3 separate regions of the Homo sapiens genome follow, and regions 1 and 2 are each linked to region 3. The links are chromatin contacts, found by Hi-C or POLR2A ChIA-PET in ENCODE. All regions are on one chromosome and are shown on one strand. Each heading gives the region's core, a stretch centred on a gene start or an enhancer-like site at or near the end of the contact. The rest is flanking DNA. Distances are from core to core; before and after follow the strand shown.

Region 1 (4,405 bases), core at 1,350-3,849, 190 kb before region 3:
GACAGAGAGACAGAGAGACAGTGGCAGCCCTGCCAGAGATGGAGTCGGAGACAGAGACAGAGTGGAGGGCTGGGAGAGAGCTAACCCAGGGCAAGAGCTGGGGGAAAATAAACTAGAAAGGCAGAGAGCTCAGACAGCTGGCAAGGGGCTGACAGCCCTGAACCTGGGCTCCAAGCCCAGGACAGCCCCGACTTAATAGGGACCAGGAGACCAACGCCCTGGGAAAGTCCGGCCAGGGCAGTGGTGGGGTGGTCGACCAGGGCCCTGCCAAGCCTGGCCGCTGCAACTACTAGCGCCTTCCGACAAGGAAAGTGTTTAGTGTCCATCGGTCTGGTGGGTGGCAAGGGTCTAATGTCACAGCGAGGCGAGGCCCTGACTTTCGGAAACTCCTCTCCCAGGTCTGGAGGCCAAGAACTTCTTCCCTCCCTGCTCCAGGAGGAGCCGGCCCAGGCAAGAGAGGAAAGGAGAAAAGGGCGTGAACTTTGCACCCAGCGGTTCAAGTTTCACAAAGTTTGTTGCGGTCACAGACAGAGAGGGGTGTGTGTGTGTGCACGTGTAAGCTCGCCAGTGGCAAAGAGGGAGGAAGTAAGAGACGGCGTGGGGATTCTGCAGGCGGGGGAGGGCATTTCCCCGGGTTTGACTAAGCCTTCAGGCGCGTCCCTGCATGCGGGCTCCTCGGGTGGCGGCCCTGGCTGCAAGTCTAAGGTCCCCTTGGCTTGCCCGGATTAATCTCCCCCTCTCAACCCCGCCCCCGAGCAGGAGCACTCGGCTTTTTCCACCTTCACTCCGGGCACCGGCGGGCACTGGCTTGGTCACGGCTTCCTGAGCAGGCACGGGAGCGGGGGCGGGCTGTAGTTTTCCGCCGTCGCGAAGGACACTGTTTGAGGCGACAGAGGCATCTTCGCCCGCGCGTAGACTCAAGCCGAGCATCTCACTGTTTGCGTGCTAATCTGAGTCCACTGCGAAAAGGAAATCGCTGAAATTCCGAAGAAAATTGCCTCTCGCCGGTGGTTAATAGTTAACTCAGACGGGAAAGTTCCCAGGGAAAGGCGAAAGCCAGGGCGAGAGGTGCAGGGGAGGCGCCCCGGGAGGGCCTCGGCCAGCCCCGGTCTCTCCCCTCCCAGGCCGCGCTCGGCCCCGCGCGCCTCCCCTTCCCGGGCGACGCATCCCCCACCCCGTAATTAGCATCGTTTAGTTCACAAAACCTTTCCTGGGAGAAATCTGTTCTCTCGTTCCGGGGCTCGGTTCAGCACCTGATTCCGCCGGGTGAAGCGAATAAATCACTGCGGCGGCGGGGGAGCCGGACCCAAGCCCGCCAGACGGTGGCCGCCGGGAGAACGAAAAAGTGAGAAAGAGGCAGCGGAGCCAGGAAAAATGATGCAGGGAGACGGCGCAATCCTAGCCCAGGAAGAGTGAGGGGCCCGGGAAAGGGAAACCCAGAGGCAGAGAAGGGGCCAAAATGGAAGAGGGAGATACAGAAAGAGACAGAAGAGAACAAGAAGGAGAGTGACAAGGAAAAGCGAACGAAAAGAAAGGGAAAATGAGGAAGGGAAATAAGTTAAAGAAACAAGAGCGAAGAGGGAGATTAAGAAGGAAGGGACAGGCGAATAAAGAAAATAAAAGAAAACCAGAAGAGCAAACGCTTTTGTTTATCTACAAAACCCCCTTGCAGGGCGCGCTTTCCCGACCGCGACCCGCGGCGGGAAGGGGGCCAGGGCTCTCGCGCTGAGGCCGCAGGCCCAGGAGGCCAGGGCGGGGCGCTCAGCCTGTGCGCTTGGGGCGCTAGGCGGGGTCCCGCGCGGACCTGGATTCCAAGTTGAACTTCAGGGCGCGGGGCGCGCCGGAGCATCTGCCCCTGGAAAGAGTGGTGTCTGGGTGTGGGGTGTCGTCCTGGGTCCATGGCGGGGAAGGGGACGGGTAGATAAAAGGTTCACGGCTCGTTCTTGGGCACGCATTGGGCGCCTGGGACTTTCAGCCCTGGCGCGAAGGGAGGTGGGGAGGCGGGGTGGCGGGAACCCGTGGTGGGCAGGCTGTGGCCGCTAAGCACAGACCCCCAACGTCCCCGCAGCTCGGACTTCTCATTCTTCAGCCGGCCCTGGGAAAACTCCCTTCTTGCGGATCTAGTGTCCAGGCTGGCGCGCCGGGCCACAGATGCAAGGAAAAAGTAACGCAGCCAGAACCGCGACCCAGCGCCAGCGGAGGGCGCATTTCCTGAGCCGCCTTCCCACTGCGACTCAGAGACGCGGCTCAGATTCTGCCCGTTCCCAGGGTCTTCTCCAGCACCGGTGTCCCCAGGCCAGAGGGTAGAGAGGAAGAAAGAAGAGGAGAAAGAAGCGGGGGCAGGGGTGGGGTGGGGAGGAAAAGGGACGGGAGAAGGGTGGGGGAGGAGAGGGGGCGGTGCAGAAGAGAAGCAGATTGCAATGAAAAGTGGAAATGCAGACCGGATGGAAAGGAGGGCTTAAGGATGCTAGGAAGCTTCCCCCTTCGGTTTGACTAGGTATCTACGTAGACAGAGATGGGAGCGCCCGGTTCCCCGGCCTCACCATTTTGAGCCCCTGTGCTTTGGCGCCCCCATGATGTCGGGCTGAAGACTGAGACCGCAACAGGGCCGCTGCAGGCTCCGGTATGAGTGAGACCGAGATCACAGAGTGGAAGACTTCCCTGCCCACTAGGCGGCCCTGGGATGACAAACGCCCTGAAATTTTCCAGCCTTTTGAGACTTCTGGGTCGACCTGGTCCAACCCACTCTGCTCCTCCTCTCTCCTCCTGTCCCCTCCTCTGGCATTGGCTGGTGGGTCAGCTGCAGAGCTGGACTAGACGAGTGGAAAAACAAACAAAACAAAACAGAAAAACCTCCAGGAAGGAGACTGGCAGCTCAATCAGTTCCTACTTCTGCACGGAGACAGAATGCAACTGATGCCTAGACCAGAATTCTTTGGAAGTAGGAAGGCAGAGACTGAGCTGGGCTGACTCAAAGAATCAGGGCACCAGTCAGTCAGTAAACCTGGACTGGGACAATGGGGCTAGAGAGGTAAATCACACACTGGCCTTGTTTTCAAGGAAGACATTACCTGGTTGCAAAGAGAAAGAGAGAGAGCTATCAACCAATAAATTCCAGGAAAGTGTCAAGATAAAGGTGACTGGGATACAGAGAAAGGTAATTGGGAGTGTCAGGGAACACTTCATAAAGGGAATGGGGTTTTGCAAGATCAGTAGATGTCCACTAAATGCAGGAGCTAAGCAGGTGAAATATTCCTAGGCAGAAGGAGCATCAAGATAAAGGCATGGGGAGGGGGCAACAGCCTACCTAGCTGGGGAAGCAAAAAGGATTCTGTGAAGCCAATATATGGGTCAAGTAAGGGAAATAAGGCTGGGAGGTTGGCAAGGCCTAGAGCAAGGAGAACTTTTGCTAAGGATTTGCTTTTCTCCTTTAGGTCATGGATGCAATTGAGAGATTTTTTGTTTGTTTGCTTGCTTTGTTTTGTTTTTGTTTTTGAGACAGGGTCTCACTTTGTCACCCAGGCCAAGTGCAGTGGCACTATCACAGCTCCTCGCATCCCCAACCTTCCAGGCTCAAGCAACCCTCCCACCTCAGCCTCCCGGGTAGTTAGAACTACAGGTACATGCCACCACACCTGGCTAATTTTTTAATGTTTTGTAGAGATGAGGTCTTGCTATGTTGCCCAGGCTGGCTTTGAACTCCTGAAGGCAAGCAATTCTCTCACCTTGGCCTCCCAAAGCAGAGATTACAGGAGTGACCCACTATGCCTTGCCTGGGAGATTTTTTCAACAGAGGAATGAAAAGATCTGATTTGGAGGGGACTCTATGGACAATGAGCTGTAGGTAGAGAGAGCATCAGAGACTGAGTGAGTGGTCTGCAAAAGAAGATGTGAGGCCTCAAAAAAGTCTAAGGGATACAGAAGCATTAGATGAGAGAGGCAGAAACAAGATGGTCACAGATTTTGTGTGTGTGTATGTGTGTTGCAGGGTGAGATGCTAAATTAAGGTCAACCTAGGTTTCTGGGTGAATTTCATCTCAATTCTGATTCCTCCCCTGTACCCTCCAACTCTCTTCCCTTGCAAATCCTCACCTGTAGTGGTTGTGAAGTGGAAACCCACATGTCCTGTCTCACTTGACAAATGGGTTTTTCTCCCAACCTCATGCACCCTTTACCGGGCAGTCTCATAGAACAATGCACACTATAGAAGATGATAACTTCTCACTAATCCCAAGACATCTGAGAAAGCAGCACCCAAGGGTAGAAGATGGAGTCAGCAGTCTGGAGGTGGACTCCACCTTTCTCAGATCTGAAATGTACCAGCTATGTGACCTTGGGCAAATCCCTTGAACTCACTCTGCCTAAGTGTTCACGTCTGTAAAATGGGGACAAGAATTTCTGCTTT
Region 2 (4,305 bases), core at 625-3,124, 210 kb before region 3:
TTTTTCAAGCTAAAGACATGGCATAAATTCAAATTTTATTAAAATAATTCCCTCTTTTCTCTATTTTTTTCTCCCTTCTCCCTTTTCTTCTGTAACATCATGTCAACTTTCTTTCTTTAATTTCCTTTCCCGTGTTTGGATTTCTCTTTTCCTTTCTCCTCAGCTTTGGCATTTGCTTTCCTTTTGTTCTTTCCCCCTCATTTTTTGCTCTTTGCTGACCCCCTGGCCAGGTTGCTGGCTGCGTGATCCTCAATGGGGAGTCGGCAGTCTAGGCAAGGAGCCTCCAGAGCTGAGAGCAGAGCTGCACTCTGCCGGGGGCCCACCTGGAAGGCTGCGCTGCTGGCTCTCTCCCTGACTTCGATTTCTTCTCGGAGCCCCTCTTTGTTTTTAGAGCATCCCCCAGGCAGAGGCAGGGAAAGATGACCATCGTGTCTTGACAACCTGGGATTCCCAATGTGAAGGGAAGGGAAGGCAAGGGAAGGGGGGTGGGAAAGAAAGGAAGAGGAAGAAAATATTTCAAACCAACCCACAAGAAGCCTATGCTGGGCTGGAAGGGCCTGGAGATGCTGAGAGATGAGGGTCAGAAGGGGGCACCCCACCCCCACACTCTTCTGCCCAATTGTCCTGACACTGAGGCTGAATACTCTTGGAGTCTCCTGGACCCCACGACTCTTAAGTTTGAGAAAGATAAAGATGTGGGGAGACAGGAGAGGGAGGCAAACAGAGGAAGAGAGAAAGAGAGAAAAGACAGAGAAAACAACAAAACAACACCCTGAAAACTGCCTGCTAATTTGCCCCCCAGCCCAGGGCAAGAGGCTGACTAGGGAGAGGGTGGCTGGAACCAGGGCTCCGAGGCCGTGGATCCCATGACCTAAGAAGGAGCGGATAGAAAGAGCAAAGGCAGGTGATAGGGATCAGGGAAGGTAGGAAGGCAGGCAGACAGAGAGGTAAGAATGGGTGACAGAAGGCAGGAGAGAAACTGGAGGCATTAGAAACACCGGGCGAGGGAGAGAAAGAACGAAAAGAGGGACCAGAAGCCAGGGAGGCCTCCAAGATGGGACCTGAGCGCGAGGGGCCGGGGCCACGCTGGGACTGGACAGGGTTGGGACGGAGAGCCCCGAGCCGGGACAGGAGCCGGGCGCCGGTACTCACGGTGCATCGCGGAGAAGGGGTCTGCTTTGCAGTGCATATCCATGGGGAGGCAGAGGAGCGGGAGCAGCGCGGCCGCCGCCGCCGTGTCGCCTCTCAAACTCAACTTCAGGACTTGAGGAGAAAAGGGAGGGACGGTGGGGGAGGGAGGATGAGTGAACGCCCGGCTGCTGCGGGGCGCGCGGGGGCGGGGGGCGCAGCACTGCGCTCCCCGCTGGGGCTCCTCCGGGTTGGCCGGAGCTTGCAACTGCAGTAGCCGCAACTTGCCACTGTCGGGGCTCGGGGCTGGGCGGTCAGCAGAATGGCCCCGGGGCGGTGGGCCGGGCCGGGGTGCACTGGGGGCGCATGGCTCGCGCTGCAGCTGCAGCCAGGGCTGAAGCTGGGCGGGGGAGGCGACTCGCTCAGCTCCCCTGGAACCTGGTCATCCGAGAGGCGGTGGTCGGAGAGCGCGCGGGGCGGGGGCGGTCAGAGGGCGCCGGGAGGGGAGCCGGGCCTCTCCAAGTGCTGGCGAGTTGGCGAAGTTGGCAGAGAAGTAGCAATCCCGGGGATGTCCGAGGTGGCGCCTGCGGGAGGGGAGCGCGCGGGCCAGGCCCCCGCCCCCGGAAAAGGCAGGCGCACGCCGCCGCGGCCGAAGGGCCGGGAGGGAGGGAGGGAGCCGAGCGGCGCTGGCAGCTCTGGGCTGGCCCCAGGTGGGTTGCGGCTGCGAGAAGACTCGGCCGGAGACTGGAGCCTCGGCTCCCGGTGTGTGTCTCTCTAAAAGCTGCAAAGCCCCCTCCAGACCTCCTCCCCCTCCCCGCGCCGGGAGATGGATGACTTGTCAGACAAAGGCAATAGATTCCACCACTCTGTGATTCGCCAGCGCTGGAGCCCCGAGCTTCGGCGAGGAGGGCCCCGAGCCTGTCACTCCGGTGCCGGCTAGGGGAGGGCAGGGGAGGGAGAAATGGGAGGGAGGGAGGGAGGGAGCAGCCGGCGAAGGAAGAGGGAGGGAGGGGAGCGGACCGGGGGAGGGGGAATGGGAGCCCGGGATTAAAACTACACTGAGAAACGAAACTCGCCGATAAGATAAACGCTAGATAAGGATAAAGAGCGGTCAGTCTAATGAATATTCAGGTAACGACAGAGGGCCTCGGAGCGCGCTGCGCTGTGAAGCCGGGCTCTCAGTTCTAACTCGCCCAGCCCTGCCATCCACTGGCCAGTGCCCGCCTGGGCCGCGCGGCCCCGGGCCCAGTGCGCATCCCTAGCCCCAACCCCACCACCCTCGGCTCTGAGTTCCCTTCCGTTCCTTCCCGGCTCTTCCTTCCTCTCTTTCTGGTCCTTCCCTTTGGCCTTTCCCTCCGGAGGTACCTTCCCACCCACGCACCCCCCACTTCTCATTCCACGGAAAAGTGTCCAGCAGTTTGTCTTGTCCCCTCCCGTTCCACGCGACTGTGCGCAGGGCCTCCCCAGTCCCCTTGCCCACCGGGTCTGGGCAGTCCAGAACGCTTGGTTCAGAATCGAGCTGAAGACCTCCGGCGAGTACCCACCTGCCTCGGTGGGACCCAGCGGATGGCGGGAGAGCCGGGGGACTTGGTTTCTGAACCCTCGGGTGACTGGGAAGGGGGTACAGGGGAGGGAAACAGTGCGGAGCTGCAGGTCGCTGGCGGCAGAGGATGTGGGAGACGAGGCTGGCTCTCCCCGGCTGGGGAGAAGAGGAGGCTGCGGACGCGGCTGAGCGCCGCCCGCTGCTAGCTCGGTGGATCCGGGGCGAGCGCAGGAGGCGCAACCACGGGGACGTCCCCACTCCTGCCGGAGCCTCCGCAGCTCTCTCTGGCACTAGCTCCCTTGCTCGCTGGGGTCCGCTCGCACGCACCAGGCAGAAGAAGCCCTTTGTCTCCTAACTGGTTAAGTACAGAATATCCGGGAGATCTTCATGAAATATTTTCCCTCGTCTCATAAATCATCTTGGCACTTCAGCTGATGTTTTAACTCTCTCTCCCTCCTTCGCTCCCTCCCCCCGCTTCCCTGGGTCTGCGAAAGGGCGGCTCGGCGAAGCTTGCGCAGCGCTCTTGCAGCCCGAATCCGAGATTCCTCCAGCCCCCGTCTGCAGCTCCGGGCGCCCCGCGGAAGCGCGGCGGACTCGCGCTCCCCTCCCTCTGGCCGGAGCCTGGGCGGCAGATACCATGGGGAGAGATGCACCTGCCTGACTCAGCCTAACTACTACTACTGGGCGTCTTGTACCCGGGTTTTTGGGATGCCCTTATTCCTCAGGAGGAGCTCAGGCCAGGCTCAGCGGGACGAGGTTCTGAGCCTCTCACTCCTGTGGGGCCTGGGTCCGCTGGGATCCTGGCATTTGCCCTCCCTCCTGTATCCTCCAGAGCCCAATAAGCTTAATCCACCTGCGGGGTAAAGTCTGGGAGGAAAACACTCCTCACCGCCTGCCCCTCCCAGCCCCTATCCCACTTCCCTTGGGTGGCTAGGCAGGTTGGTTCCCTTGGGCTAGAGGTTGAAGACGCAGGGCCTAGCCTCTAAGGTCAGTCTCTTCCTCTTGAGGCCTGCAGATGGCGCTCCCGGGTTTGCTTTGGCCTCACAACCCCACGAACACGCACTAACTTCGTGTAGGGACCGAAGAAGGAAAACAGTTCGGGCAGCCGAAAAGTAACAGCTCCCAGGCCAGAGTGCAAGGGATCTCAGGTGGTATTAGCTAGCACAGCCTTGGCTTTCCCCTCTGGGAAGTAATTAACCCAGAACTGGGGTGAAAGGAACGTTGAGAAAGGGTCCTTATTTAGAGGAGCTCAGAACTAAAGTAACCTTTGCCCCAGGTCTCTCCAAGTTGGTCATCCAGGAATTTGTCTCGGGGTGTGTGAACTATTGAAGGAAGAAAGCTGTGAGTAAACCCCCCCCCTTCCACACAGACACAGATTTTTCTAGAACCAGCTAGACATGTCCCTATGTTACAAGTACCATGAAATGTGGGTGCCCACAACAAGCATTTTCACATGTTGGGCGAGAAGGATTTTCCATTTTGTAGAGAAGGGGACTTAATGCGCCAAGTGTGCTGGAAGTTGTCCTCACACACCTGTCCTTCACATGCACCTTCTGAGGAGTAAAGACCCTTCTGATAGTCCCATTCCCAGGTAGCCCCTGAGAGTCCCCCCTGCTCCTGGGATCGTCTCCCCA
Region 3 (4,519 bases), core at 1,990-4,489:
GGGAGGTGGATTGCCTAAGCTCAGGAGTTCGAGACCAGCCTGGGCAACATGGCAAAACCTTATGTATTTAAATAAATAAATTGGTTATTAAAAATACACAAAATTAGCTGGGCATGGTGGTGGCAGCACATGCCTGTGGTCCCTGCTACTTGACAGGCTGACGTGGGAGGATCGCTTGAGCCTGGGAGGTGAAGGTTGCAGTAAGCTGAGATCATGCCACTGCACTCCAGCCTGGGTGACAGAGCAAGACCCTGTCTCAAAAAAAAAAAAAAAAAAGAAAGGTTCAAAGGCATCTCATCTCACTGCCTAGAATCACAATGTTTAAGGCAATGTTAATCAGAAATCTTTTTTTTTTTTTTTTTTGAGACGGAGTCTCACTGTCACCCAGGCTGGAGTGCAGTGGCGCAATCTTGGCTCACTGCAACCTCTGCCTCCTGAGTTCAAGCAATTCTCCTGCCTCAGTCTCCCAAGTAGCTGAGACTACAGGCACGTGCCACCATGCCCAGCTAATTTTTGTATTTTTAGTAGAGACGGGGTTTCACCACGTTAGCCACGCTGGTCTCGAACTCCTGACCTCAGGTGATCTGCCTCCCGAAGTGCTGAGATTACAGGTGTGAGCTACCATGCCCAGCCTTAATAGGAAATCTTGATGAGTTGGAAACACTACCTTTGTAGGAACATGAAATCCTCAAGACTCAATGCAACGCTCCCCAAAGATAATAATTATATATTCACCCAAAAAATATGCAAGTAACTTTGAAAGAGTCAGTGATACTGCCCATATATGAATCTAAACAATATTATGATTACACCAGAATGGTTAATGCTCAAAATAGCTCAGAGGATCCTAATACATTTCACCCCATAGTCGCCACAACCTGTCCAATCAGGTTGAAGTGAAGCTGACTGGTGAAGCTGCTCGGTGCTAAAGTCAGCTGATAGGGTAAAACTTCCAAACAATTAAAGATTTTCCTTGAAAACTCTTTAATCACCCATAAAGTACAGATTACACTCATTCTTATGCAAAATGCTCTCACTATGGGACACAAGAAACTTCAAGCGACTGAAGAACCACAAGATTCACATATCTTATGCTTATTCTTGGGTATATGTTCATTCAATGGAATTACACACTCCAACAGCATCATTTAAATCAATCTTTCTCTCAATGTTGGGTGTGTGTATATGGAAGTGTGCACACACACACTGTGTTAAATTTTAGAAAATTAATGCATGAGATAACTGAACCAATATATTAAGACATCATGGACAGATCGACCACAGTTCATATCTTGGAAACTCTTCTGGTCAAAAATCCCATCATTATGACAACTGCTAAGTGTTAAGAAGAAGAAAAAAAGATATTTCAAATCCATTCACTTAGCCACAGACTGCTGATAAGGAGTCAGGAACAGGAGTGAGTGAAGCAAGAGACTAGAGAGAAACCCAGGGTTGGACACCAAATGCGAGAGGGTAATTCACCGTGAAGTACTGAGCGAAAGCAATTCCCCAGAGGCAGTGTTATAGTGTGGGACTGAATACTGTCTCGGACCTACATAAGAGGCTGTCCTCATAAGCAGGAATAAAAGCAGAGAGGAAGAATCACTGTCTTGTGTGTCTTGTGTTGCTGTTGTGATAGGAAAAACAAATTTAATCTGATCTTCCCTAAGCTAGAGAATCCTAACCTTCTTTACTGCAGAATCACAACAAACTATACAACTTTTCAGGTTGAACTATCCTCAGTCATCACAATACTTAAGGACAATGGCTACAAACAGGCATTTTCAGAGCTAAATCCAGTGACAAACATTTTTGTTTGGCCCCCTGCAACTTTTTTTCTTTAAATCTGATTTAGTTGCTCCATTTAAAGTCAAAAGATTTTAAATAAAAATCCTGATTTTGAACTTCTCTTGAAAATCGGAATATCTCCCAACCCTAGAACTGCACTCCAAAACTGAAGCAAGCAGAGTCAAGTAATGACCTCTCACCATGGTTTTTTGTTTTAGTTTTTAATTTTGCAGAGACTAGCTCTCACCACGTTTCCCAGGCTGGTCTTGAACTCCTGGACTCAAGCAATCCTCCCACCTCGGCCTCCCAAAGTGCTGGGATTACAGGCATGAGCCACCCCCGCCGGCCTTGGCTTCTCACTTTGAACAAGGCTTATGCCTTCAGCCTCATCACTGATTTCACACAGACGATATTACTCCTTCCATTCACCTGCCTGACCCTTCTAGGCAACTAACTCTTTATGAGGAAGAAGATGGGAACCCAGAGATTCATAGCTCAAGTTTAATCATTCCCTCATCCCTCAAGCTACAGAACTAGCTGGCTGTAGCACCAAGAACCACTAAGAACTCAAACCCCTTAAAGGCTGGAAGACCAGACTACTCCTTCAACTGGAATCCAGAGATGGGAGAGGCCAATCTCTAATTGACCCAATTCTGCCACACCTTCAAACAAGTATAGGAAAGAAAAATGAGTGTCCTAAATCCAACAGAAAATTAAGCTTTCGGAATTTACCTCTCTTCCCCTCCTCGCTGCTGTATATCCTGCAGTTTCTCAACGAACTCATGAAATTTCATTTCTTCCCTGTTGGACCTCGGCTTAAAGTTCTGGAAATTGGCCATCTTCTTCTCATCATAGTACAAGAACTTGTGGGTGCTGGCACTGTACACAGAGAAGTCTCCATTGCCAATATTCTCTTGCAGGTATTCAAGGTCCCATTTCAGGGCAGGATACACAAGATTTGTGTCGGTCAGCACCACAGGCTCCTAAATGAAAACAACAGGTGAAAAACACCAAATGAAGTAATGCCAAGGAGCCGGTGGGTTGGCCTCCATGATCCCAACTACTTCTCAACTTCAGAATAATTTCTCCTGTTAATCAGCACGAACCCCTAAGTTCCGTATCTCCTCGCCTTTCTCTCCATCTTCCCATAGGCCCTAGTCTAGAGCCCTGCCAGTCTCCCATCTCTTTCACCATTCACCTCTGACCTCTCAACCGGGTACCTTCCTCCTCTCCCTTTAGACGCGGCCCCGCCCCCCACCTCATTCTCAATAAGCTCCTCTGCCCGGGGGTCGCTCTGACTCAGACGCGGAATGGGCCTAGTCGGGAAGCTATAACTGCGCAACTGGGATTCATCCCAGGCGGGGCCGAGGGCTCCAGCCTCCTCCCGGGGCTCTCCAGAGCCAGAGGCCACAGCCTCCGCCGCTGTCGCCGCCATCTCCGCCGCCAGGGACGGCCCCCACCGGAACCGGAAGCTCCGCCTATTCCGGACCCCAAAAAAAAAAAAACAAAAAAACCACACACCCAACGGAAACCATAGAGATGAGCTGCGAGAGAGAGCGGTCCAGAGACATAAAGAACGCGGAGCCGAGGCCTGAGGGTGCGCCTCCTAATGGTAGTATGCAGCTCTACATCCTAGGCTCCACTGCTGAAGAAATGGGGCTAGACACTAGTCCCACGGAATAGGGACGACCTGGTAGAGCAAAACACAAAAAAAGTTGCCCCATGTGCCCGAGTCTACACAAGAGTCAAAGAAGGAAGCAAGTTCAGTTAGGCATTAAACTTTACACTCATGAATGGGGAGAAAAGCAAACTCTTGACCCACCTAAAGAAGTCAGAAGGAAAAGCAGTGATCACATTGGTAGATGTAGAGCAAAGGCTGACTGAAGGCTTAGGCAAAAGATATACAGCAAGTTGAATTCTTTCAAAATCAAAGACAGTTTTCTTTTGTTTAGCATCATTTGATTTTTCTGCCTATATCACCATGTCTCCTACTTGAATATATGTTTGCCGTGAATCGAATGTTATTAGAGGCCAACCATGGACATCTCACATTTTCAAACAATCTATACTGATTATAAAAGGCCATATTAATACCTCTATTGCTTACTTGGACAGTTCTTATGGCTGGCTGTGAGAGGCCCAATTCTAAGATGTATCCCAAGATTTGTACCCTACGGTGTACACATCCTGTATACATTTCTCCCCTTAAAAGAAAACACGACTGTGAATATGATAGAGCATCACTCCTGTAATTAGGTTAGCTTATATGACAAGGATGTAATTAAAGTCCCTAATCAATTAACTTTAAGGCAGTCAAAAAGAGGTGATTTATCCTGGTGGGCTTCATCTTATCACTCTAGCCCTTTAAATCAGGGCTAGAGGTCAGAGACAGAATCTAAGAGATTTGAAGCCACAGCACAGCTGTCCTGTTCACCTTGAAGGAGCAAACTGCCATATGGCAGGAAATGGCAGGTGGACTCTAGGAGCTGAGAAAGGCTCCTGGGTGACAGCCAACAAGAAAGTGGGCACCTTAATCCTACAAATGCAAGTAACTGAATTCTGGCAACAACCACTGAACTTGGGAAAGGACACACACGGAGCCTCAGATGAGATCGCTAACCCAGCCAACACCTTGATTTCAGCCTGATAAGACCCTGAGCTGAGGACTCAGCCAACCAGTACCTGGACTCATGGAATATGTGAGAAAATAAATTGGTGTTTTGGGCTGCTA

The links. Hi-C counts contacts between places; a loop is a spot of excess contacts on that map. ChIA-PET counts read pairs that join two places held with the same protein, here RNA polymerase II (POLR2A). Pooled maps may share reads with other maps.
Region 1: a pooled map shows a loop between it and region 3 (3-fold over the local background). The contact joins the enhancer-like site here to the promoter of HIF1AN in region 3. A Hi-C loop is called at or near these places in 3 of 50 pooled maps. POLR2A ChIA-PET finds 5 or more read pairs at or near these places in 5 of 52 experiments (HEK293T, Panc1, T-cell and 2 more).
Region 2: a loop to region 3 is called in a pooled map, with 5 times the contacts of the local background. The contact joins the promoter of PAX2 here to the promoter of HIF1AN in region 3. A Hi-C loop is called at or near these places in 1 of 168 maps with a recorded cell type or tissue (chondrocyte) and 6 of 50 pooled maps. POLR2A ChIA-PET finds 5 or more read pairs at or near these places in 7 of 52 experiments (BJ, HCT116, HEK293 and 4 more).

Annotation. Positions count from the first base shown.
Region 1 is chr10:100,727,443-100,731,847 of GRCh38, reverse strand. No RefSeq gene overlaps it. Among named protein-coding and RNA genes, the nearest start is that of PAX2, 16 kb to the left of the region's middle. Within about 2 kb of position 2,599, at least 2 of the 41 ENCODE cell types and tissues checked have a DNase peak (open chromatin) inside an H3K27ac peak, as active enhancers do; they include Panc1, where a contact is called at or near this core.
Region 2 is chr10:100,743,151-100,747,455 of GRCh38, reverse strand. It overlaps PAX2 (paired box 2), which reads right to left and starts at 1,874. Exons shown (of 10, transcript NM_000278.5): 1 at 1,153-1,874. The coding sequence starts at 1,195. RefSeq lists enhancers at 1,142-1,683, 2,783-2,832.
Region 3 is chr10:100,534,663-100,539,181 of GRCh38, reverse strand. HIF1AN (hypoxia inducible factor 1 subunit alpha inhibitor) reads right to left here and starts at 3,239. Exons shown (of 8, transcript NM_017902.3): 1 at 3,047-3,239; 2 at 2,521-2,771. The coding sequence starts at 3,223. RefSeq lists enhancers at 3,260-3,319, 3,390-3,479.